3 separate regions of the Mus musculus genome follow, and regions 1 and 2 are each linked to region 3. Evidence: chromatin loops called from intact Hi-C (ENCODE). Cell type or tissue: left cerebral cortex. All regions are shown on one strand.

Region 1 (8,000 bases), 510 kb after region 3:
GCCAAAGTGGCCCCTGAGCCAAGGAGAGGACAGTGCATGCAAGCATGGCCTTCCCCATGGGGTTGGGAGCTAAGACAGTCCAGGTATACAGACCAGGACTTGGACCTGAGTATGTAAGGGGCTATAAAATGTTCCATGGCCCAGGAACTTGCGTGGGGAAGGTCCTCTTTCCAGGACCTCAGATGGAGTGGGGGCTATAAAGCAGAGTAGAATATCTATAAGTATCAAAACCTCAGGCCTGCACTGCTCAAGGCTGCAGAATACAAATCGTATACCCTATCTTATCCTGGAAGTCAGGAAGAAATAAGCCATAAATCCATGATGCCTCAAGGCAGACACTTTAAGTATAGATAAGAACTAAGTGAAGGGACTGGGCAGATAGCTTAGTGGTTACCAGCACACTTCCTGCTCGTCTAGGGGACCAGAGTTTAGTTCAGTTCCTAGCTCTTCTATCAGGTGGCCTGCCACTGCTCGTAACTCCAGCTCTACAGAACTCAGGGAGCTCTTCTGGCCTCTATAGGTACTCATCCACCCACCTACACACACACACACACACACACACACACACACACACACACACACACACACACACACACGTAATAGTAATAACAATAACAATAATGTAACTGTTTTTAAAACACTGAAACAAAAATTAATATAGACAAGGTCGGTTAAAAGAATAAATTAGCACCAAGCTTTGTATCATGTCTGCAAAACTACAGCTGTGAAAAAGACATCAAACTCTTATGACCAGCCACCTCCAAATTCTCTGTGTTTTTAGAATTAAAGACTATGGGAGACACAGTCCAGGTCAGGCCAGTGAGATTGCATATAACATCGGAATCCCAGAGACATCAGGGGAAATTGATAAACCTAAATCCGCCATGCCTTGTAGTTAACGGGATTGCCTCACTGAGAAAAACGTTCCCTTTTACTTAAACACTCAGAGCCGGGAGACTGGGGGCCGAGGAGATGGCTCGATACTGAAAGTGGGTGCCCTGTAAGCAGGACAACCTGAGTTCAGATCCCAGGAGCCCACATAAAAAGCAGGGCAGGGCGCAACATGCCGGTCATCCCAGGGCTGAGGGCTGGAGTCAGCCAGTGTAGCAGACAGTGAGAACTATAGGTTCAGTGAGAGACTCTGTCTTAAAAAAAAAAAAAAAAAAAAAAGAATAAGGTGGAGAGCAATTGAGGGTAGCACCTGAAGCCCACCTCGGTACCTCCATGCCTGCCGACACACAGAAGACCTGGCAGCTGGACAGGGAGCTTGCGGCATGGATCTGTCCGCTCTTGGAACTTCTCCACATAGCTAAAGATAATCTAAAGTAAATGGTCTGCCGTGGCAAAGATGAGGGTGCTCTTTAACATTTAGTGAAAACCAGGAATACAAGAAGCCAGGAGATTTGCAGCCAAACAAGAAGGTCTGAAGAAACCCAAACAGAGAAGTCTGAAAAGACCCAGTGCACAGGCTAATAAAAAACCAAGCAGACACCACAGCTTCAGCAGCCCTGAGGTGGGGGAGCCGCAGAAGGAACAGAGGTGCAGCTTAGGAAGAGGGGAGCGGACTCCAGGATAGTGTGATAGGCGCGCATGCGTTTGTATGCTCCTGGTGGCATGAGCTTCTCTGTGAGAGAAGCTGTCCCTCAGTCCTGCGGGGAGCGCCGAGTCTCCTTCTGAGGCTTGTCAAGAACACGGCGGAGAAGTGAACCGAACAAAGAGCAGACACTGTAGACTTTTATATCCTGGGTAAGCCCTTAAAAACAAACAAACAAAACAACAACAAAAGAACCCTGACTGTATTTTTGTGTGTTAGTGAAGGCATGTGCATGACAGAGCATGTCCCCGGAGGTTGGATAAGACATGCCTATTCACCCCAGGGAGGGAGCCCACAACAGACCCCAAAGTACAAATACTACCAAAGTCCAACTTGGTGAATCAGTGAGTTTTATTGGGGGTCACTTAGAGGAACGTGGGTAAGGGGTTACCTACAGGAGCAGAGATGACTTAATGACAGCTGCATCACCAGGTTCCACCCCAGCATGGGTGACAGCTCACAGAAGCTGGGAAACCTGGAGCTCACTGCACAGCCTGGAGCTGCAGGCAGTGCAACAGGTTGGAGAGTGTCTTTTCCAAGTGACTCTGGCCTAAACCTCTTCCAGGCAGCTTGGCCGGTTTCTGTTGCTTCCGGACAGCTGGTCTGGTCTCTGTCTTTTTACAGATCTTCTCCCCTCAGCTTCCATCTTTGCAGCTCCCAGAGAAGAGGAAGCTGAGCTTTTCTTACTTATGCTGTCAGGGAGGGGCCTAGTGAATCTGGTCAGTTTCAGGGACTTCCTGCAGCTATTTTGAGTTGTGTACCTTCCTGTTTCAGGTGCTTCCTTGCCAGGTAGGAATATTTCAGTCTCCAAGGAAACCGTTAAACAGCCCCACCTTTCCATTTTGAGACAGTCTTATTTGTCTTTGTCACTGCATACACTGGGCTAGCCTGCCCACACACTTCCAGGATTGTGCCATCTCCATCTCCCATCCCGCCAAAGTCATGCTGGGATTAGGAGTGTGCTACTATGTCTGGCTGTATGTGTGCTCTGAGGCCTCAAACCTCCATCTTCAATGATTGTCCCACCCGAGTGCCCCTCCCCCGCCCCAGCCCTCTTTCCAGCCCCGGAGCCATGTCCTTTTGAAGCACACATGCTTGATTGATGCCGTGCCACAGACTCATTATCGTCCAGGCCATTATCATCCAGGCCGCATGCTCAGACTTCAGCGTGATGCGGTCGATCATCATTAACAGAAGCAGCAGACAACATAATTTGTGAGTGGGCATTTAAGCCAGAAGCAGCATTAAAATCAGCATAATCTAGGCTACAGGGGAGCGATGGAAACCAGACCATCTAAGAAAACTCAGAACAGGGCGGACTTTTTACATTTGGCCTGTAAAGGTCAGCCAAGCATAAGGGCAGTCAGCCGGGGATGGCGGTGCTGATGGTGGTGCGGATGGCGGTACGGATGGCGGTGCTGAATACCCAGGAAGCCCCCAATGTGTTCTCAAGGCGGATGGACAGTGGCTATCAAGACAGACTCCCCTAGTGCTCAGGAGGGAAGCTGAAAGGGTTCCTGGGAGGCAGGTTGAAGAGAAAGCACATCCTCCACACAGTGGCCTGTCTCCACCCAGCCTGGTGCAGACTCAGGACAGGGCTCCAGAGGTGCTGGACAAAGCCACCTGGCTAAACTGGGATGGCTTGGGAAGGTGGGAAGGGGACGCTGGAGCCGTGGGACGGATTCCACCACAGAGCAAAGTGTTTGCTGACCTCGAGTACGAACTTCAGTAACCCTGAGGAGAGGAGGAAAGGACGGAGCCCTGCTGGAGAGAAGAAAAAGGAAATCTCAGAGAGATGAATGCAGACCACGAGTGTTCTTAGTTTAGGAGAACAGTTGAAGATCAGGTGGCAGGGAGCCACAGGTGATTCACGTGACAGTGATGGAAGAAAGAGGGAGGAGCTGCTATGAGTGTGTGTGTGTGTGTGTGTGTGTGTGTGTGTGTGTGTGTGTGTGTGTGAGAGAGAGAGAGAGAGAGACTATTCCGCACAGGCAGACAGCTACCCTACAACAGAGATTGCAAAAGGTCTGCCCCTCTCTGAGGATGCTGGCAGTTCCCAGCCACCCACTCCAGGAAGCAACTGATGTTCCACAGAGTTCTGTGTTGCGGATCCAGATGTGTTGCGGATCCAGATGCCAGATGCCACTGAAGATAGATTTGTTATGTGTGTGTGGGTGGGGTGCTGGGGGTGCAGGAGTCCTGGGGTCAATTTCGGGTTACCGGGCTTGACCTCAAGCACCTACTGAGCCACCTCACGTCCCTCAATCCAGCTTTTACTTGATTCTGGCTTCCAGTGCGCTCGCTATAGTCCGGGGGAATGTGAATATAGACACAGCTAACCAAGTCTGGCCCTGCACTAATTTCTATAAATGGAGGTTTTCTTGAGACACACGTTCGCCAATCTTTTCACATGCTGTCTCTGGCTCCTTGGCTACAATGACTGAGTGAAGAGTTGACGTAGACTTCTAAAGGCTGAAAATACTCTCTGACTTTTTACATAAAGTTCATGGACTTAGACATAGTGGACACAGCCCATAGCTTTTACCCAAGTTCACTGCTGAGCCCTCACTGTCTCTCCGTGACCTCATGGGTACTATTTGCAATGCATCTCAGAGGGAGGGAGTCTCACCTCTCTCCAGCAATGTTAACCACCACCACCAACAGAGAAGAGAGAGGTAAATATTATCAAAAAGGCACTCTCATTCCTCTCAGCAGTTCAGTTAAGACAAGAGACATAGGCAGAAAGCAGCCAGCCTAGAACTGGTGTGTCACTACTGCCACCAGGTGTCTACAGGCTGCTACTGCACCTCAGTGTCCTACTGGATCAGTGGCAGGGATCAAAAATCAGCGCCCAGGGGGCATGTGGTGGCATAGACCTATAATCCCATCCTTTGGGAAACTGAGGTAGGAGGATTTATATAAGTTCAAGATCAGGTGGGTCACATCACATGTAAATTATCAGATGAGCTAGGTACCTCGCCAAATTAGGTCTCAAAAGGGGGGAGGGAAGATTGGCCAAGGATACAGCTCAGTTGATAGACTGTGTGTCTAGCATGCACAGGGTCCCGGGATTAATCACCAGCATGGAGTAAAGCAGGCATGGTGGGCCGCATCTGTAAATCCCAGCACTTAAGAAGAGAGAAGGTGAATTTAGTGCTGTCCTCAGCTGTATAGTGAGTTTGAAGCTAGCCTAAGACACATGAGAGAGACACTGTCTTAAAAAAAAAAAAAAAACCAAACCCAAAACCTGTCCTCTGAGTAAGGAAGAGTCAGCCAGGCATGAGCAGTCTGTGGGCCAAGGGAAACACGTCTTAGCTTAGTGTTGCTTTCTGATCTGGTCCCTCCGTGGTTTCTTTTGGCTCCAACCACAAAGAAATGCCGAAGCCCGTATGTCCTTGGGGAGTCGGATGATTAAAGTGGTTTTCCTTTTCAGAAGTATCATTAAGAGGAGACCACACCTCTCAGCCCTCACTTCAAGGTACACATAACTCGAACCAGAAGGGAGAGCGAGTGAAGCAATCTTATGCTTAGACGTTGTGCTTTGCACCCCGTTTCCAGCTTTGGCGAGGGGGTGTTTATAGCCTGGACCGATGGCTCCGACCGGTGTCCGGCTGCAGGGCTGTGCAGAACGGGCAGTGCTGGCTGCAGATCGGACAACCCACAAACGGGCCTCCCCTGGTTCCCTGCACTTCGTGCTGCATGCCCCGGCCGGCTGCTGGTGCCCAGTGTTCAGACACTTAATCAAGGATGTCTGCTGGGTTAACCACCACTTTCAGACCAAGTCTGTGCCTGTTCCAAGTCTGCATCTGATAGCAGATCAAAGAGTAGAGACCATAAACGACATACATCTTTCGAGCTATAAAACACAGGCGTTGCTATATGACCAATCATGGGATGTGGGGGTCAGAACACACTCGTGGAGTAGCGATGGCTTTGTTTTCCTGTCTCACCGAGCTTCTGAGGAGCAGCCTGTGATAGCTGCTCCCAGCAAGAATCCACAGAGTGCGTGCTTGCCTCTATGGGCACCAAGTTCACCTGCCTTTTAGGGACATTCCAGGGAGACCCTCCCTGTCCCCGGGTTGTTGCTGTGGAGCTCCCCCTGCCCTCTGTCTTAGCCTCTCTGGAAACCTTCTCTAGGCTGAGGTATAGCTGGTGAGTTAGCAAGAGGGTGTGCAGGCAAAAGTGCGATGCCTTTTACCCTGCCGGCCCCTCTCCTCACCACAGCCCTTCACTCGACTCCCCTGCTGCAGGCCTTTATCTGCACCCAAAGATCTTGTCCTCCGTTTCACCTAAGCGAGCCAGCCTTTCTCCCATGTAGCTGTCCTCTAGGGAGATCTAGAGTGGTCCACCCACAATCCTCTTCCCACAGTTTTCCCTTCCAGGCCACTGGCATTGGAGAACGGCCCACAGCGCCACCATGTGGTAGTCTGGCTTCAAGACTCACTATGAGGCAATGGGGGAGAAAGGCTTCAAAAAGGCCAGTGAGGTGCGTCTCTGAGTTGCCTCACCTCGAGAGGCTTAAATAGAACTTCTCTAAATTGGTGTTGGGCTACATTTACTCTCTCCATAAAGCTAAAGTCTATCTGTCTATTAATCTTTTCTATCTTTATCTTCTATTTATCTCCTTCTGTAGGAGTTGGTAAACATTCCCTAGATGTTTTGCAAAAGTCGTGTTTATCTCCCCGCTATCTGGCTCTCAGCATTTCCCACCTCGTTTACCTCATCACAAAGTAGATTCATCATCCTTACTCCTTCTTTCCAAGAATTAAAATAGAGCATTTGGGTGATCCTCTGCAAAGAGACCAATAGAGCAGGAAGCTGTAACAATCAACGAGGTGTGGGGAGGCCAACCGCAGAGGCCCCTGTTTGCTATTGTGGGTTATTGTACGTCACGTTTAGTGTTGTAGTAACTTTAGTAAGATTCATTTATCTTATTTTGTCTGTATGAGCGTTTTGCCTGTTTGTGCACCATCCCCACAGAGGTCAGAAACAGAGTCATGGATGGCTGTGAACTGCTGTAAGGTTGCTGGGAATTGAACCGAGATCCTTTGTAAAAGAAGTCAGTGCTCTTAGCTGCTGAAGCCCTACCCCCAATATATTTTTCAAGAACTGGGTATGACCTGATGTCTTAGTTAGGGCTTTACTGCTGTGAACTGACAAGTCTTGTCAGTATGAGTATTTGGTCAGGGAAAGGGGCACCATGACCAAGTCAACTCTTATAAGGACAACATTTAATTGGGGCTGGCTTACAGGTTCAGAGATTCAGTCCATTATCATCAAGGCAGCAACATGGCAGTATCCAGGCAGGCACGGTGCAGGAGGAGCTGAGAGTTCTACATCTTCATCTGAAGGCTGCTAGCAGAATCCTGGCTTCCAGGCAGCTGGAAAGAGGGTCTTAAAGCTCACACCCACAGTGACACATCTACTCCAACAGGGCCACACCTTCTAATAGTGCACTCCCTGGGCTGAGAATATGCAAACATCTGACTTGTCCACAGTTAAGAGGGTTCTTTCTCACGGACCATCTCAGAAAATAAGGCATGAGGTTACTCACGCATCTTCATGGCATCCCTGTGATTCCCTAGGCTCCCTCTTTTTTGGGGGAGAACTGATTGGGCTGTAAGTGGTCTCCAGAGACAAGCTTGCTTCTGATGTCTTGCTCCGAAACCCACTAGCAACTTCAGAAGAGACAGCCCTGTGCCCAGAGAGTCTTTCTTTTGCTTCCCTTATTACCTGGACTAGATTCCAGACCCCTCTGATCTCACCTCACTGTCTCAAAACAAGGAGGCTACCGAGACCCCCACCCCCACCCTGTTTGCCCTAAGCAGCTAGCAGCCGCTTCTCCCTCCCCCCATCAGCAGCACAAGGGGCTCTTTATGCTCACCCCTTCTTCCTCCACTGTTGCTTCAGCCGCCCCCACCCATGTCCCTGGCGACAGGGGCCGGACATCTTGGCAGCAGGAGCCATAGATTCACAACATGGGCTCTGTTAGCCTGGAGCAGCCAGGGGAGGGGCAGGCCCACAGAGCCCTCTGGGAGCCAATGTGCTTTCTATGTGGCTTTCCCAGGCACTCAAAAGTGATACGGCTCCCTGTCTACTCCACGGCTCTATCCATCTTCCCCGGCAGCTGGTGTGCAGATACTTCAGGGAAGGAAGCTATTGTCTTCCAGGACAGACCACTGAAGCGGCCCTCCTGTAGGGAGGGTGGTCTGCATTCCCATAGATTCTGCGTGGCAAGCTGAGGTAGCTTTGGGACATCAGTGCCTGTGTAGTACTGAATAAGATCATGTGTCACCAGTCTGTTTCTAATGATTGCTTGGTGGGGGCTGCTGACCCAAGGCAGAGGTGTGGCCATTCTTTAGCAAGTAAGGGCATTTAAGTTCTGTCCACCAGATTCCCAAACTCA
Region 2 (8,000 bases), 640 kb after region 3:
GGGGGTGTGTGGCCAGCTGGCTGAATTAAGTAGCTTTTTGATGTTTGGTTTCCATTGTGTTCAGAGGCTGTAAGTTGGTCATACATCGAGGGACACCTGCATGTGGCCGCCTGTCTCTCCCAGCCCTGCAGGCACTGTTGGCTTCAAGACAGTTGTCAGGTCCCCTGCCAGCAAGAGGCTTCTAGATACCAATTGCTGTGACTAGTGAGGCCAGAAGCCTTACGATCTAAAGGAGGGGTCCTGGGTGCCAGAGGGGGTGTTATTATTCAGGGCCCGTGCTTCTTGGATGTGGCCCTCCCTGTTCACGTTTTCCTCTTTTAGGGTCCTCATTAAAAACAAGATTAGAAGTCCCGTTTTACAGCCGTGTTGTTCACAGGAGCAGGTTAACACAACAGAGTCAAACAGTTTCCTTAGCTGGAAAGTGTTCTTTTTACTGAGTTCAAATAAAACTAGACAGTAGCCCTGCGGGCCATGACACGGGCCTCCTCACCACGCTGGGTAGTCAGCCTGGCCTGGCAGTAGCTCCCTGTCCCCTGTACCTGTACCTGTACCTGCTCCCTTACCTGTGGCTTCTTTACAGCCTTTCCAGTCCTCAGGGTCAGCTGTAGTGTCCCCCTGCTGTGGCTCCTGAGACCGAGCCCTTGCCCGGAGACAAAGGTCCCCCAGGACTGGCTGAAGTGTCCCACCTGGTGCTCAGTGCTGGGACCACGATGCTTGGTTGATCACGGCATGAGTGCTCTGAGCACGAGTTCTGCTTGGTCAGTCTCAGAACGGCTGCAGTGTTGGTCTTTGGTTGGTCTTTGTATGGCATGTTCTCTGGAGCAAAGCACATGGTTCTTTATATTTTGTCTCTGTTCATTGGGACTTGCATGGGCTGTGACAGACCTATTCTTGCGGTTGACACGGTGCCACCCTCTGCTAGGGAGTCATTTTGGGCAGGTTGTTTTTTGACAAGAGACTCTATGAAATAAAAAGTAAATTTAAGTCCAGGGCATCCAGACTGTTGGGGTATGGCGCCCTCTAGTGTCCAGGTAGCATCATCACAATTGCATCTCTAAATCTACCCGTTTTCTGCTGTACTGAAAATCCGGCCCTTCCCTTTCTCACTGGGGTTGAACAGTGCTTTAGAAAAGTCTGGTGCACACCTTTAATCCCAGCACTCGGGAGGCAGAGGCAGGTGGATTTCTGAGTTCGAGGCCAGCCTGGTCTACAAAGTGAGTTCCAGGACAGCCAGGGCTATACAGAGAGACCCTGTCTCGAAAAGCCCCCCCCCCCCAAAAGTCTCAGACTATTAAGTATATCGAAGAAGGGGCCTTTGGGTGCTAACGTTCAGTATGTGCCCCCCACCCATACCCACGCGCAAATGGTGACTTCTCCGCTGTGTTATTTCTGCAGGACTGGCCTGGTGGCAGGGACGTCAGCCTTGCCTAGGTGGGTGGGAGAGGGTTATGGCTTCCCTGATCCAGGAACTCTGCCTCCCAGCATTCTGCTTGCAAGTCAGTGTGGACTCCCTGTGGAGCCAGGGATGGGACCTAAAGCACGCGGGAGATAAATGCTTGGCCACCGAGTCCACCGAGTCCCCATCTATGGACAAAGGGAGTCTGGGAATGTTGCAAAGAGATGTGTGTAAGAAAATGTTTGCTATGTGGGTGATTGGCATACGTAGGAGCAAGTAGAGCATATGGTACATGTCTGACTCCTCTTTGCGGGCCTCCAGGAACCTGCTGATTGGTCACTCCAGCAGCTGGATGTGAGTCTACATCCTGAGGCTTGCAGCTAGGATATCTGGGACCTTTTATCCTGTTAAGTTTTGTACTTCCACACGTGGAGCCCATTCAGGGCCAGGGCCAGGGCCAGGTCATCCAGACTCTTGGGGTATGGCGCCCTCTAGTGTCCAGGTAGCATCATTACAAATGCATCTCTAAATCTACCAGTTTTCTGCTGTATTGAAAATCCTGCCCTTCCCTGTCTCACGGGGGTTGGACAGTGCTTAGTAAAGTCTCAGACTGTTAAGTATATCTATGCCTCCTCTCATACCGGAGGTGTTAAAGGCAGTTTTCAAACAATGTTATATTTATGAGCAAGAATAAGGGCAGGAGTGGCTGCCCTTATCTATCAAGGATGGCTGTGAGTTTAAGCTCAGTTGTAAAACACTTGCCTAGGATCTGTGCAGTGCAAAGTTTTATCCTCGGAACAAACCAATCATTAATCAATAAGTCAATCAAATAACAAATCAAGAAAGAAAAACTAAGATAAAGCCACTGAAAGAGCTAGGGTAAAATACTTGGCCACAGCCTTTGCCGTGGCTGGGCTGACCAGAATACAATTTAGTATCCTCTAGAAAATTCTTGATCTATCTTTAGATAAAAGATTCACGTACCCATCACTGCTTTAGATGGCCATGTGGGGATCCTGAGTGTCAGACATCATCACTAAGAACTGTGGTATACAGGGAACACATTGGTGGCTGTTGGGGGTGGTGGTAGATGCCTTTGGAAAACCTTGAAGCTTAGACCCCACTTGGTGTCATCTCAGTCAGTTGGAGGGGATTGGCTCCGCCCACCTCTGAGCTTTGGGCTCAATAGCTGTGGTGCTGGGCCCAGAACCTGGTGTTTATGGAAGCCCCTCCTCCACCCCACCCCCACTGTGGTAGTCCCGGTGGCCTCGGAACCCCACTGGTCTAGGTAAGGGAGGTGGAAGTCTCTCCTTTCGCTTCCCTCTATGAACGAGAGGTTGGCAGCAGGCTTGTCAGCAGTAGGCTTGTGGGGACCTGTGACGAGTGTCGCACACATTAGGAGGACCATCCTGTTTTCCAGATCGCTGGAGTGCAGATGTCTTTTGCTGCTGAATGGCAAAGGCTGGCATCCTCATGAGAAAACCAACCCCGGCCTTGGCCAGGGAACTCCATAGCTTTGCTCTGCCCCAGCATGACTGTCCTCAATAGACAGCTGGACCTGACCTACCAGGAGCGTGACTCTGTACTCCTTTGTTCGAGCCTTTGGCTGCTATAGTGCTGTGGTATCAAGAAAAAAGTTGAAAGGGGTTCATCAGAAACACCCAGTCTATCATAGAAAACCCTAGGGCGGAGCATGACTTTGCCTCTTACAGCTCTGTGGCTTCCTCTTGGGTACAGAGGGCTGTGTGTTTGCCCTGACAACAAGATAACCCACTGTAGGGCGTTCCTGGAACCAGCCATTGGTTGGGGACTCTTTCCAGGACCAAATTTTAGGTTTTGTGGGAGCTCTAGCCTTTCCTTTCAGACCCCAGCTACAGCACACAGCAGTTGGTCATTAAGGCTTCTGTGGTTGCCATGGTGAGAGAGCCTCTTCTGCTGGCCTGGGCCTGTGGGATTGAACAAGGAGACATAGCCCACATTCTTTGAAGTGATTTTCACTGGTTAATCTGCTCTGCTTCAATCTCTAGGTTCTCTGTGTGTGTGTGTGTGTGTGTGTGTGTGTGTGTGTGTATGTGTGTGTGTGTATGTGTGTATGTGTGTGTGTGTATGTGTGTGTGTGTGTGTGTGTGTATGTGTGTGTGTGTGTGTGTGTGTATGTGTATGTGTGTATGTGTGTGTGTGTGTGTGTGTATGTGTGTGTGTGTATGTGTGTGTGTGTGTGTGTATGTGTGTGTGTGTATGTGTGTGTGTGTGTGTGTGTGTGTGTGTATGTGTGTGTGTGTGTGTGTGTGTGTGTGTGTATGTGTGTGTGTGTATGTGTGTGTGTGTGTATGTGTGTGTGTGTGTGTGTGTGTATGTGTGTGTGTGTGTGTGTGTGTGTGTGTGTGTGTGTTGTCATAGCTGAGCCATGCACAGGGTCACCTGGGCAGTCAGGTTCTGAAGCTGGAGCATCTGAGGTTTAAAAGGTGAGGGTCCTAGAACATGCCTGTCACCTCTTAATCGCGTTCTCACGCCCGGCCAGGAAAGACGCAACAGACCAGAATCTTCTGCGGCAAAACTTTATTGCTTACATCTTTGGGAGCCAGGAGGGCAAGCGCCCAGCGCCCAGCCCCAAAAAACGAAAAGCCCCTTCTATTACATCTTTAGGAGCCAGAGCTCCGGCGCGCGCGCTCTATTGTTTACATCTTTAGGCAGCGAGCGAGCGCAGGGCGCGCAGAGCCAGAGAGATGCCAGCGAGAGAGAAATGGCGGAAACCCCGTCCCCTTTTTTAGGAGAGTTATATTTCGCCTAGGACGCATCACTCCCTGATTGGCTGCAGCCCATGGCCGAGCTGACGGTCACGGGAAAGGTAGAGTACAAGTAGTCATAAAATACCCTTGGCACATGCGCAGATTATTTGTTTACCACTTAGAACACAGGATGTCAGCGCCATCTTGTGACGGCGAATGTGGGGGCGGCTCCCAACAGTCACCCATCCATTAGTGGCTCATGTGTTCTTAAGACAAACTCAGCAGGCTGTACCTGTCCAGAGTGAGTATAATGATCTGTTGCAGTGGATCCCAGCGTGTGGTGGGTCGGGGTGGGGCCGGCAGAGTTTGGACAGGAGTGCAGAGCTGTTTTGCCAGTTTCTGCTAAAGCCCTGTGGATGAAGAGCCTGCTAACTCCAAAGAGATGGACCCCAGTCCTACTCTTAGAGTCCCCACTGCAGAGGTCCAGGTAGGCCCCTTACTTCTATGCCCACAAATACCTGGGCTAAAGGAAAGGCATTGGCCAGCGTGTAACAAATCTGGCGGGCAGGGAAGGTTTATAAAAGAAAACCCAGGAGCCGGGAGCGGTTGCCATCCCCTGGTCTGCATCTGCAGGCTCTGTCGCCACCTAGTGGTGCGTGTGTGTATATCAGCCTCACAGGTCTGTCTCATCCTGGGTCTCATCTTGGCAAGGTCTCATCTGTCTAAGGATTGTCGCTTAAGGGGGTCGAACAGGGACACATGGGTGTCATCTGTAGGCCCAGTCTCAGATAAGGCACAGGGAGTGTTTGTCAAGGAACATGAGCGTCAGGGTCAGCGATGGACCACACATACTCTTAAAAGTAAGATGGGGGCTGGAGTGAGGGCTCAGCAGTTGGCTGCTCTTCCAAGCGGTGCTGAGTTCAATTCCCAACACCCACATGGTGGTTCACAATTGTTTCTCACCCTAGTCCCATGGGATCCTCTGCTAGGCATGCATGCATATAAAACACCCATATATAAAAAGTCCACACCTACATAAATATTTAAGAAAAGTAAGATGACTGTGCCAACTTTGCTTAGAGAGAGAGAGAGAGAGAGAGAGAGAGAGAGAGAGAGAGAGGATCACTGTAGGATTGTGTGTGCGCGCTGTGTGTGGGTGCTGTGTGTGTGGGGGGCTGTGGACGGTAAAGGACCTGGCTCTTTATTATTGCTCTTAGCCAGAACATTAGGGGAAGGATCCAGCTACCATTCCTGACAGCCGCTGCACTGTCTGATAGTCTCGCCTGCTGTCACTCCAGGCACGTGTGTAAAGATTCCTCTCTCCCTTTCTTTTATCCTTTTTGCTTTATTTTGAGGAAAGGTTTCCCTGTGTGTTGCAAGCTGGCCTGGAATTCATTATATAGACCAGTTACATACATACATACATACACACACACACACACACACACACACATACACACACACACTCACACCTACACAGCAGACACACTCATACAGAGCAAGCTAGCCTTGAATTCATTATATAGACCAGAAAACACACACAGACACACAGACACACAGACACACACACTCACACAGAGCAATCTGGCCTTGAGCTCATTATATAGACCAGAACACACACACACACAGACACACACACACACACAGCAATCTGGCCTTGAGCTCATTATATAGACCAGAACACACACACACACACCTACACAGCAGACACAAACACTCATACAGAGCAAGCTAGCCTTGAATTCATTATATAGACCAGAAAACACACACAGACACACACACACACAGACACACACACACAGACACACACACTCACACAGAGCAATCTGGCTTTGAGCTCATTATATAGACCAGAACACACACACACAGACACACACACACAGAGCAATCTGGCCTTGAGCTCATTATATAGACCAGAACACACACACACACACACACACACACACACACACACACACACAGAGCTATTGCTATTTTTCCATCTCCATTTCTCCATTTTCTGGTCATTAGAAGACGTCTTGGTCTTATCATCAGGAGAGTGATTCCCCATTTCCTGAGGGGTGCATGTGTATGTGCATGTGTGTGCGCTCGTGTTTGTGTGTATCATAGGCATTACCTTTAGTTCTGCTATAAGGAAGCCTTGCGTTTCCCTCCTGGTTATTTACCAGTCCTTTCCCCCCTGTTCTGTGTCTGTGTGGCCACATGGCCCCCTGTCAAAGCGGCCTCACTCTTGTCCTGGCTGCAGCAGTTCCTCTGAGGCTGGAGTGATGTCAGGTGTCAAGTGTGAGTTTCTCATTCTTTTATACTCTTAGTCGCCAGCATTTGGGCCTGGGCTTTCTGGTGATGGGTGTGAGATTCCTGAAGGGGTCTCACTGGAGTTTTACTCGCAGTGGGCCACAGCGATGCCCCTTGGCAGTAACTGGGGACTTAACGTGACTGCAGTAGCAGCAGGGACCCAGCTTGACCCTGGACAGGGCATGTGAGTGTTCCCTTGGCGGGGTCACTGCCCCCCACCACTCACCCCAGCTTTGTCTTCCACAGAGCACTGCAGGTCACGTGTGTGGATCACTTGCCTGATGTCTGAGACACTGCGGGCAGGCAGAGGCACTGGGGGCCTGAGACCCCAGCCAGTGGCTTCAGTAGCCTGCTCTTCCTCGGTCTGAGAACTCGCCCAGAAGCTGTCACTGATGTGATTGCAGGAACGCAGGGTGGCTGGGATGTCACATGCTGCCTCCTGAAGGAGGAGGAGGGGACGTCAGGGTCACGTTAGAAGGCTGCCTGTTGTATTAATCCACTGAAGGCAGGTCAGTCCATCTCCAGGTTGACAGATGAGGAGGCTGTCAGAGAGAAAGAGCAGAATACGGTGTGTCCCAGAGCAGGTAGAAGAGCCAGGAAGCAAACTCAGGCCACCAGGCTCCGGGAGTCCTGCTCTTACCTAATTAGGACGGGAGCCCTGTGTCAGCCCCCCACCCCCACCCCAAGTCATGTTGTGACCCTGTATTCTGGACCAGAGCTGACCTCAGGGGTCACATTTGATGCCTGCCTTCTTGGACTGTGGTGTAACAGGCCTACCATGGAAGGCTTACCTTGTGATTACTTTCAAATGAGAGTGATTAATGTTTGCTGCGCAATAATAAACGTGCTTTGAAAGCAGGAGATGCCTCCCGAGTGACCTCCGGTGAGTTTTGTAAGTCACCTAGAAAGCTGAAAGAACCCAGGGAGGGCCAAAGGCAGTTGAAAAGCCATCTCGGGGTTCTGAGATGCTCTGGTCCTCTGCAGGCTCCCCAAGTCCTTCCAGAAGGACGGGGACCCCCACCTCCTATGCACCCAGGGTGTTGCTCACCTCTAGAGTCAGCCATGTGCTGAGAGGTGAAGGAACAACAGCTCGGGGCTCAGGCCTGGGCATGCGGGGTGGGATATCCTGCAGTGGTTCACTGCCTTCAATAGACTGAGGCTTGGCTTTGCACGGAGACAAAGAACCTTCTAGAATGAAGGCACTGTCCGTAGGGAATGACCTAGATAGTCCCCGCAGGTCCTGAGTGGGCAGGTAGGTCTCCCTTGTCCAGGCTCATCCTGAAGAATAGAGCTGACTCCCTCTAGGACGTAGCCTTCCAGAGGGCTGTGGCTGTGGCTGTGTGTGTGGCTGTGGCTTTCTGCTTTGTGGTTGTAAAGGATGTTTTCCTAATATAAAGAATCCTTACCTTCCTCACAGGTGACATCCCCAGTGTCACCTGTTTAGGCACGGTGACAATATCCTTGGGAACAGGATCATTCCGGATCCCTTTTATTAGGGTGCTCACTCATCCTGTTCCCAAGGACTCCACCCTCTGACCACCTCCTCCTAACTCCGTCATCACAGGTACCAGGCACGCCAC
Region 3 (8,000 bases):
TCCATAGGTCCTGAGCTCAATTCCCAGCAACCACATGGTGGCTCCCAACCATCTGTAATGGGACCCACCCAATGGATCCCATTAATATAAATAAATAATTAATTAATTAATTAATTAATTAATTAATTCTTTTTGAAAAAGAAGACTAGTCCAAGTCACAAAATCGGGAAGAAGAAGGTGGTCGCCAGATTTGGGAGGGACTGGAGAGATGCTGGTCATATGGCAAACATTTCAAGCCAGGCATGGTTGCACACACCTTTACTCCCAGCCCTCGGAAGACAGGTACAGGTGGGTCTCCATGAATTCAAGCCAGCCAGAGCTACATACAGAGACCCTGTCTCAAAAATGAAAGTGGGAAAACATGGGCACTTAGAAGCTGAGGCAGGGCCACAGAGTGAGTCCCGGGCCTTCCTGAGGAAGAGTGAGCCTATGCCAAAGAAACAAAAATAACCCCCAGCCAAAAGAGGTCCAGGCGTGGAAGGATGAACCCGTCCCTGGAGCTAACCTGCAGGATGCTAGCCATGCCCAATAAAACTGTAGTGTGTAGCTGAAACACGTATGCTGACCCTTGCTCTTAAAGGTTCTTACTGTGCATCAAAAAAGGTAACTGTAGGTCAGGGATTTAGCACAATTAGAAGCATTCGCTTAAAGGCTTCGGTTCTGATTGTAATCCTGCAGTTTTCTAGGAATCGCAGCACAGATGCCCAGTACAGGAAAGGGGCAATCCCTGAGCCAGGATCAAGGCACAGCGGCTCCTGCTTCTGCTCTCTCAGCGATTATTCCTACCTACACACACACAAACACACACACATCACACACACTCACACACACACACTCACACACTCACACACACACACTCACACACATACACACACACACACACCACACACTCACACTCACACACACTCACACACATACACACACACACACACACCACCTCCTGATTTATCCAGCAAGGGCAGCGGGTAGAGTTTATTAAGGACTTTCTTGAGTTGTAACCAACAAGATATAAATACTAATGCTAAGGCTTAATTAAGACTCTTCTTAGGGGGCTGGTGAGATGGCTCAGCGGGTAAGAGCACCCGACCGCTCTTCTGAAGGTCCTGAGTTCAAATCCCAGCAACCACATGGTGACTCACAACCATCCGTAAGGAGATCTGACTCCCTCTTCTGGAGTGTCTGAAGACAGCTACAGTGTTCTTAGATAAGCCCATACCCAAATAGATAGGCTTTTCTTATTCTTTCTCAATCATTTGGTTCTCTCATTACAATCATTTCTGAATCACTGTTCTCAAAATCTGTTAATAAATTGTGATTTTTATGAAAAGTCAAAAAAAAAAAAAAAAAAGAGGTGACCATTGGAAGTAACAGGTGCCAATCAGCTTGGCTTGACAGTGGGCCCAGTGGATGGGTATGAAAACATCAGAGGGCTTGGGGTAGGGCTCAGCTGGGAGAGTGGCTAGCATTCATGATTCCTGGGGTTTGACCCTCTGCAGGCATAAAGCAACAGGCGTAGGGGCCTCTACCTGTAATCCCAGCACTTAGGAGGTAGAGGCAGGAGGGTCAGCTCCAGGTTGCCCTTAGTCACTTTGTAAAATCAAGGGCGGCTGGGCTATGTAAGTCCTGCTTCCAAAAAAGGGTAAGTAAATAATAATAACAACAGGTTGGCCAGAGAGAGGTGCAGTGCTGATCAAGTGCTTCTGAGCGTGCTTAAGGCCCTGGGCTCTGTTTCTAGCACTATAAGCAACGAGAGAGAGAGAGAGAGAGAGAGAGAGAGAGAGAGAGAGAGAGAGAGAGAGAGAGAGAGAGAAGAGGGGCTGGAGAGATGTCTCAGCAGTTAAGAGCACTGACTGCTCTTCCAGAGGTCCTGAGTTCAATTCCCAGCAACCACATGGTGGCTCACAACCATCTGTAATGGGACCTGTTGCCCTCTTCTGGGATGTGGATAGCAACAGTATACTCACATTCACAAAATAAATAAATAAATCCTAAAAAAAAAATCCTCCTTCCCTTCCCTCACTCCCTTTCTCACAACAGTCTCGGGTTTGGCTTAGAGATTGTTGTCCTCTAGCAGTAATCAATAAATCTTTTTTTAAAAAGAAAAAAGAAAGGAAAGAAGAGAGAAAAAAGAACATTAATTATATATCTTAATTCTATTAAATTTTCGTCAACTATACGTCAGAAAAGTGATTAAAGGGGAAACGGGCTGGGAATAAAAACCAAGAGTTAAGAAATGGGGTCAGGGGCTGGTGAGATGGCTCAGTGGGTAAGAGCACCCTACTGCTCTTCTAGACTGCTCTTCCGAAGGTCCAGAGTTCAAATCCCAGCAACCACATGGTGGCTCACAACCATCCATAACAAGATCTGACTCCCGGGCTGGAGAGATGGCTCTGTGGTTAAGAGCACTGACTGCTCTTCCAGAGGTCCTGAGTTCAATTCCCAGCAACCACATGGTGGCTCACAACCATCTGCAATGGGGTCCGATGCCCTCTTCTGGTGTCTGAAGACAGCTACAGTGTACTTACATATAAATAAATAAATCTTAAAAAAAAAAAAAAAAAAAGAAATGGGGTCAGCGTCATCTGCTGCCGCTCCAGCCACTTCCCCCCATGACATGTCTGTTGGCCTATGTATCAACCATGAGTGAGGTGTCTGGGACACAAAGGAGCCAGATGGGCCAGGGTGCCTGCCCTCTGGAGCCCATAGCCTGGGTTCAGTACATACTCACTTCCCCATGAGTGGGTGCTCTACCAATCAATCATGTCACCTTGGGGACCAGGATCCAGCCTCAGCCCTTGTCCCTTTTACTGTGTATCCTCATCTAACAAAGGTCTACTGACAGCAAGCAGGCAGCCTGCTTCTGTATGTCCTACACCTTGGCACTGCCCTGCCCAATGCCCTCCCCAGCCATTGACCCTGTCTCCCCAACAACACCAAGTATCTCCCTCTAGGACCAGTCATAGGCAGGCCATAAAGGCATTCTGAAATTTGTTTCTTCTTTTGTTCATTACTTAGTATTTTCATATGTTTATGTGCTTGTCTGCATGAGTTCATGTGCACCACAGGGACCCAAGGAGGCCAGAAGAGGGCATCAGATCTCCTAGAACTAGACACATAGGAGCTTCTAAGCCACTAGATGGGTGCTGGGAACCAAACCCAGGTCTTCTTCAAGAGCAGTCAGTGCTCTTAACCACTGAGCCACCTCTCCAGTCCCTTATTTCCTCTTTTAAAAAAAATTATTTATTTATTTATTTTATGTGCACTGGTGTTTTGTCCACATCTTGTGTATATCTTGTGTGAGGGTGTGTCAGATCTTGGAGTTATAGACAGTTGTGAGAACCCGGGTCCCCTGCAAGAACAGTCGGCGCTCTTGACCACTGAGCCATCTCCCCAGCCCCTTGTCTCCGTTCCTAATGCCCTTTCCTGACCTCGCGGTTTTGTTCACATCTCATTATGTCCTTGTTGGGTCTCTTTGCTGGAGGATTCATTCAAAGGCTTCTCCCATGATACAGGGACATCGCTAAACGATAAAGTGCTTGCTGACCAGTTTGCTGTGTTCTGGTGAGACACGGGCACGAGACAGTCTACATAGAACTCAGGCTCCATCTTCAGCGGAGGGAGAGAGACCCTCCAGCAGAGGGCAGGAAGGAGGGAAGAGCTGGAAAGAAGGAAACCAAAGACAATCTCCCATAGTCTCTGCCCCGCTCAAGCTGACTCTCTACTCTCTTTTCCAAACCCAACCCCAAGTACGTTCTCATCTTCACCGTTCCTCCAAATCTCACACTGCTAAGGCTGCTGATAAATCTGCCCTGTTCTTCATCAACCGGTCACAAGCTTCGCCCAGCCTGTCTCCACAGCACCGTGCCTCACCCAGTTGAGACATGACATTCCCCTGCCTGTTTCTCCTCACACAGCCGTCACCCCTCCTCGGCCTCCCCTACCGTTCCAGCTACCCCTGCATTTCCACAGAGGCCCTGGAAACCCCTCTATCCCTCTCCTCAGGCCAGGAGAATCCAACAGTTCTCTGACTGTCTTCGCCAAGCTGCTGATGCTCAGGGCGTGTGCAGAGCTGTAGAGCTAGCCTTGAGCTCTTCCCCAAACGATGAATCCAGGAGACTGCTTTGTGGCTGTTGCGTTCTCATAGTCAGTGGATGCGTGGGTGATTTTATGAATGGAGACCTCAATTCCCCGTATAAAAAGATTTTTTAAATGGAAGCAAGGCAGTAGAGAAGCAAATCTTTTGTAGTAACAAGATGTCCTGACTGCCTCTGCACACGCTGGGGGTGGACACTTTTATTAGCTCTTTCCTACTTTTATTGGTATGGAGGAAAGGAAACTCCAATAGCGTTCAGAACCCTCTCTGGCCAGCAGAGGGAGCCAAATGATCGTCAATCCTGTACAGGGTTTGGGATGCCAGGCTGTATGTAGCAGAATACCAGCTCTTAATGTAATTTGAGAGTCTTCGATGCGTGTTTAAAAGCACTAACCATGCTCATTATAGAGTGCCCGGAGGCTCCACGAAGCTCCTGCTGCACTGAGGACTTAAAATCCTCCACAAGCGTGTAACAATACCCTTAGAAGCTGGCCAGTCCTTACGGCCTGCAGTCTTCTTGCTCGCCCCGGAAAGCGGGTGTCCTTAAGCCCTCTGCAGCTGACCAAGTCACAGGCCTAGCAAATGGTGCCATCAAGAGTTGAGCCACAAACCGAATGCCACCTCTGTCTAGCCTGCACCAGACTTTTCAGACTTTGATCCACGATTATCAGATTGGATTGCGCATATGCACCACCAGGAACTTTATTTACAGCGGGAGCTTTTTACAGGGGCCTTAGCAGCTGAGGCTGCCTATGTGGCACACGGGGCAGAGCTGAGGCTCTCTGCTCCTCACCAGTGCCCTGGCATTGCCAAGCTGTTAGCCCTTGTGCCCCACACAGTGGAGCAGAGCCCATGATTGCTCCCGCCTCTCCAGCTCAGGCTGGTGAGATGCAGGTTCCTATTGAGGCTGACACGCCTGTTACATGGGACAGATGCCAACCCCAGAGACACAAGATACACAGGGGATGACGCTTACAGACGATCGGAGGGTCGGTATTGACTACAAAGTGAAAAGTTCCCGAATCCTTCTTAAATAGCTCTTAGCTACTTCCATATTGTTTCCTGGTTGAAAGCAGGGGTGTCTTTGAACCCCCGAGATGGGCAGGGGCGGAGGGGAGGCCTGATGTCTTCGTCCCTCTCATCCCACAATCTTTGGTTCCCACAGATTTATTTCTGGGAAGTCCAACGGAGGAACCTCACAGAGAGGGTGAAGACTCTCTTCTTGGCTGAGAACAGCGTGAAACTCAAGAACCTGACGGGCTACACAGCCTACATGGTCAGCGTGGCAGCCTTCAATGCTGCGGGGGATGGGCCGAGGAGCACCCCGACCCGGGGCCAGACTCAGCAAGCAGGTAGGGAGAAGTCTCTTGGGGAGGTCAGGGTTTGGGGGACAAACTGGTGTCCACGTCTGGTGTCGGAGCTTTCACGCAGCCGGGGAACTGGGTTCGGATACCCAGGCCCCACTTCCAGATGCCCTGTGGAAAGAAAAGCCCAGCCTGCAAAGAAGGCTCTATGTGTCCATAAAAAAAAGAAAAGAAAAGAAAGAAAAAAAGAAACTCTCACTGGGAACCTTGAGAAAGTCCCCAGATCTCACCTAGCCTGTTCTGCCCACCTTGTCTCAGCTTTTGGGACAGCCGCCACTCCCCGCCCCTGTTTGGCTTTCTCCTCCTTTCTTGTCTCCTTGCCTTTGCTCAGCACACCCCGCGTTCATTGTCTTCTGTGAGCCCACACTTTTGCTTCACACTGGTGATGAAACAATGATTTTTTTTTTAAAAGTAAGTCTGTGTCCTGCTGAGGCCAGGGGACAGGACATAAACAAGCACAGCACAGATGAGCTGGCTGGGGGGTAGGGGGAGCTAAGGGGAGCAGGGTGTGGTTCACAAGATGGCTGGCTACACCTGAGCTGAGCTTTGAGCCAGAGGAGACCAGCTGTGGGAAGTTCTGGAGACAAGCAGGAAGCCGGAAGCAGGATTCCTGTCAGAAGGACCAGCAGGTGCAGAGGCCAGGAGGCTGGAGGGGATTCGAGGGACAGACCCCGGTGTTGACAAGAGAGGTGGAGTGAGGCCCGATTCCCAAGGGTCTGGAGAACAGGATTTGTGTTGAGTGTGATGGGGAGACTCAGAGGGTTGGAGCGGTTAAGAATTAGAACTCTGCCTCAGTGGTTAAGAGTACTGGCTGAGCTGGGCAGTGGTGGAACACACCTTTAATCCCAGTACTCAGGAGGCAGAGGCAGGCAGATTTCTGAGGCTAGCCTGGTCTACAGAGTGAGTTCCAGGACAGCCAGGGCTATACAGAGAAACCTTGTCTCAAAAAAAAAAAAAAAAAAAAAAAAGCACTGGCTCTTAAAAACCCGGGGTTCAATTCCCAGCACCCACGTGACAGCTCGTAACTGCCTGCTACTCCAGTTTCAGGGGACCTGATACTCTCACACAGGCATGCAGGCAAGCAAAAACACCAATGAACATGAAATAAAAATAAACAAATAAAATTTTCAAAAGGGCGGATTTCTGAGTTCGAGGCCAGCCTGGTCTACAAAGTGAGTTCCAGGACAGCCAGGACTATAAAAAGAAACCCTGTCTCAAAAAACCGAAAGAAAGAAAGAAAGAAAGAAAGAAAGAAAGAAAGAAAGAAAGAAAGAAAGAAAGAAAGAAAGAAAGAGAAAGGAAGAAAGAAAGAAAGAAAGAAAGAAAGAAAGAAAGAAAGAAAGAAAGAAAGAAAGAAAGAAAGAAAGGGAAAGGGAAAGGGAAAGGGAAAAAGAAATAAAAAGAAAAACTGGCTCTGCCTTCTGGGCTGAGTCTGGAGGAGATGACAGAGAGAGGTGGGGACTAGATCCAGGCAGGATGGAGGAAGGAGAGAGGGGACAGATCCCCTTGTCCTGAGGTGTCCAAAGCCACTTTTTGGTCAGTGTCACACTGGATTCCCCTAGAATTCCCAGGGAGTAAGCAGTGTAGTGTCTGTCTAACAACAGGGGTTAGAGTCACCCCAGAAAATAGGCTTTTTGCTCCTGATCCCCTGGTAAGGTCATAGGGGAAAGGGCAGATGCTGGAACCAAGGCAGATCTGAGATCTGAGAGAATTCAGGATCTCTCTCTCTCTCTCTCTCTCTCTCTTCCCCCGTGTGTCAACCCTCAAAGCCATGAATTTCATATCTGCAGTTTCAACCAACCAAGAAAGGAAAATATTCCCCAAAATTGCGTCTGTCTGGGTGCAGCAGCACAGACCTTAAGAGGTGAAGCCAGGAATGGGCAAGAGCCAGGGCTCAGAGATGGCTCAGCATTGCTGTTCTTCCAAGAGACTGAGTTCCATTCCCAGAACCTACATTAAGTGTCTCACAACCACCTCGAGCCTCAATTCCAGGGGACCCAACCCCCTTTGTGCTGGCCTCCATGGGCATGGGCGCTGGTGTGACACACACACAGAGACACACATGCACATAAATGAAAAGAAAAGTAAGCCTTTAAAGTCGATCAGAGCCACCTTTAGCTACACAGCAAGTTCGAGACTGCCCTGAGCTAAGGGAGAATGCCTCAAAAGGCAAATAAGCAAGTGAAAATGTATCTATGCTGAAGACAGACAGCACCAAATAACAAATGTGTCTTTACTGAGCATGTACAAACAGCACCGAGTAGCAACTACTTAGTAAATAGATACAGTACTATTTGCAATGTGTCAGGAATGGAAAGTAACCTAGAAATGAGTTAATGTATATGGGAAGTTCTAGATGATATCTCAGTGGTACCTCACTTGCCTAGCCTGAGAGAGATGCCCTGGGTTTAATTCCCAACGCCACAGATAAGGGAGGAGTGGGTACATAGAAGGATGTCTGTAGCTCTTTGCCAAACAAAATGGCATTTTATATGAAACAAGCATCCTCCGATTTTTTTTTTTTTTTTTTTTTTTTTTTTGAG

What was found. Hi-C counts contacts between places; a loop is a spot of excess contacts. Peaks named below come from ENCODE experiments on the same cell type or tissue, not always from the same donor. Only the 100,000 strongest peaks of a DNase experiment are listed, where the experiment ranks them.
Region 1: a loop joins it to region 3, with 9 times the contacts of the local background. A loop is called at or near these places in 16 of 42 quality-filtered maps.
Region 2: a loop joins it to region 3, with 5 times the contacts of the local background. A loop is called at or near these places in 15 of 42 quality-filtered maps.

Annotation. Positions count from the first base shown.
Region 1 is chr11:113,294,362-113,302,361 of GRCm38, reverse strand. The region is part of intron 7 of Slc39a11 (solute carrier family 39 (metal ion transporter), member 11); the gene reads left to right. Among named protein-coding and RNA genes, the nearest start is that of Gm51927, 11 kb to the left of the region's middle. In left cerebral cortex, CTCF peaks have their summits at 4,387 and 6,018 (motif pointing left); DNase peaks (open chromatin) are centred at 3,696, 4,372, 5,998, 7,558 and 1 more place.
Region 2 is chr11:113,169,379-113,177,378 of GRCm38, reverse strand. The region is part of intron 1 of 2610035D17Rik (RIKEN cDNA 2610035D17 gene); the gene reads left to right. It overlaps LOC115487747 (a long non-coding RNA gene), which reads left to right and starts at 4,296. Exons shown (of 2, transcript XR_003949613.1): 1 at 4,296-4,426. In left cerebral cortex, CTCF peaks have their summits at 1,020 (motif pointing left), 1,881 (motif pointing left) and 4,769 (motif pointing left); DNase peaks (open chromatin) are centred at 1,602, 2,876, 4,398, 4,757 and 1 more place; H3K4me3 peaks cover 907 bases; H3K27ac peaks cover 639 bases.
Region 3 is chr11:113,807,774-113,815,773 of GRCm38, reverse strand. Sdk2 (sidekick cell adhesion molecule 2) reads left to right here. Exons shown (of 45, transcript NM_172800.3): 37 at 5,259-5,445. Among named protein-coding and RNA genes, the nearest start is that of Gm51930, 7.7 kb to the right of the region's middle. In left cerebral cortex, a CTCF peak has its summit at 4,362 (motif pointing right); DNase peaks (open chromatin) are centred at 4,293 and 5,763; H3K27ac peaks cover 354 bases.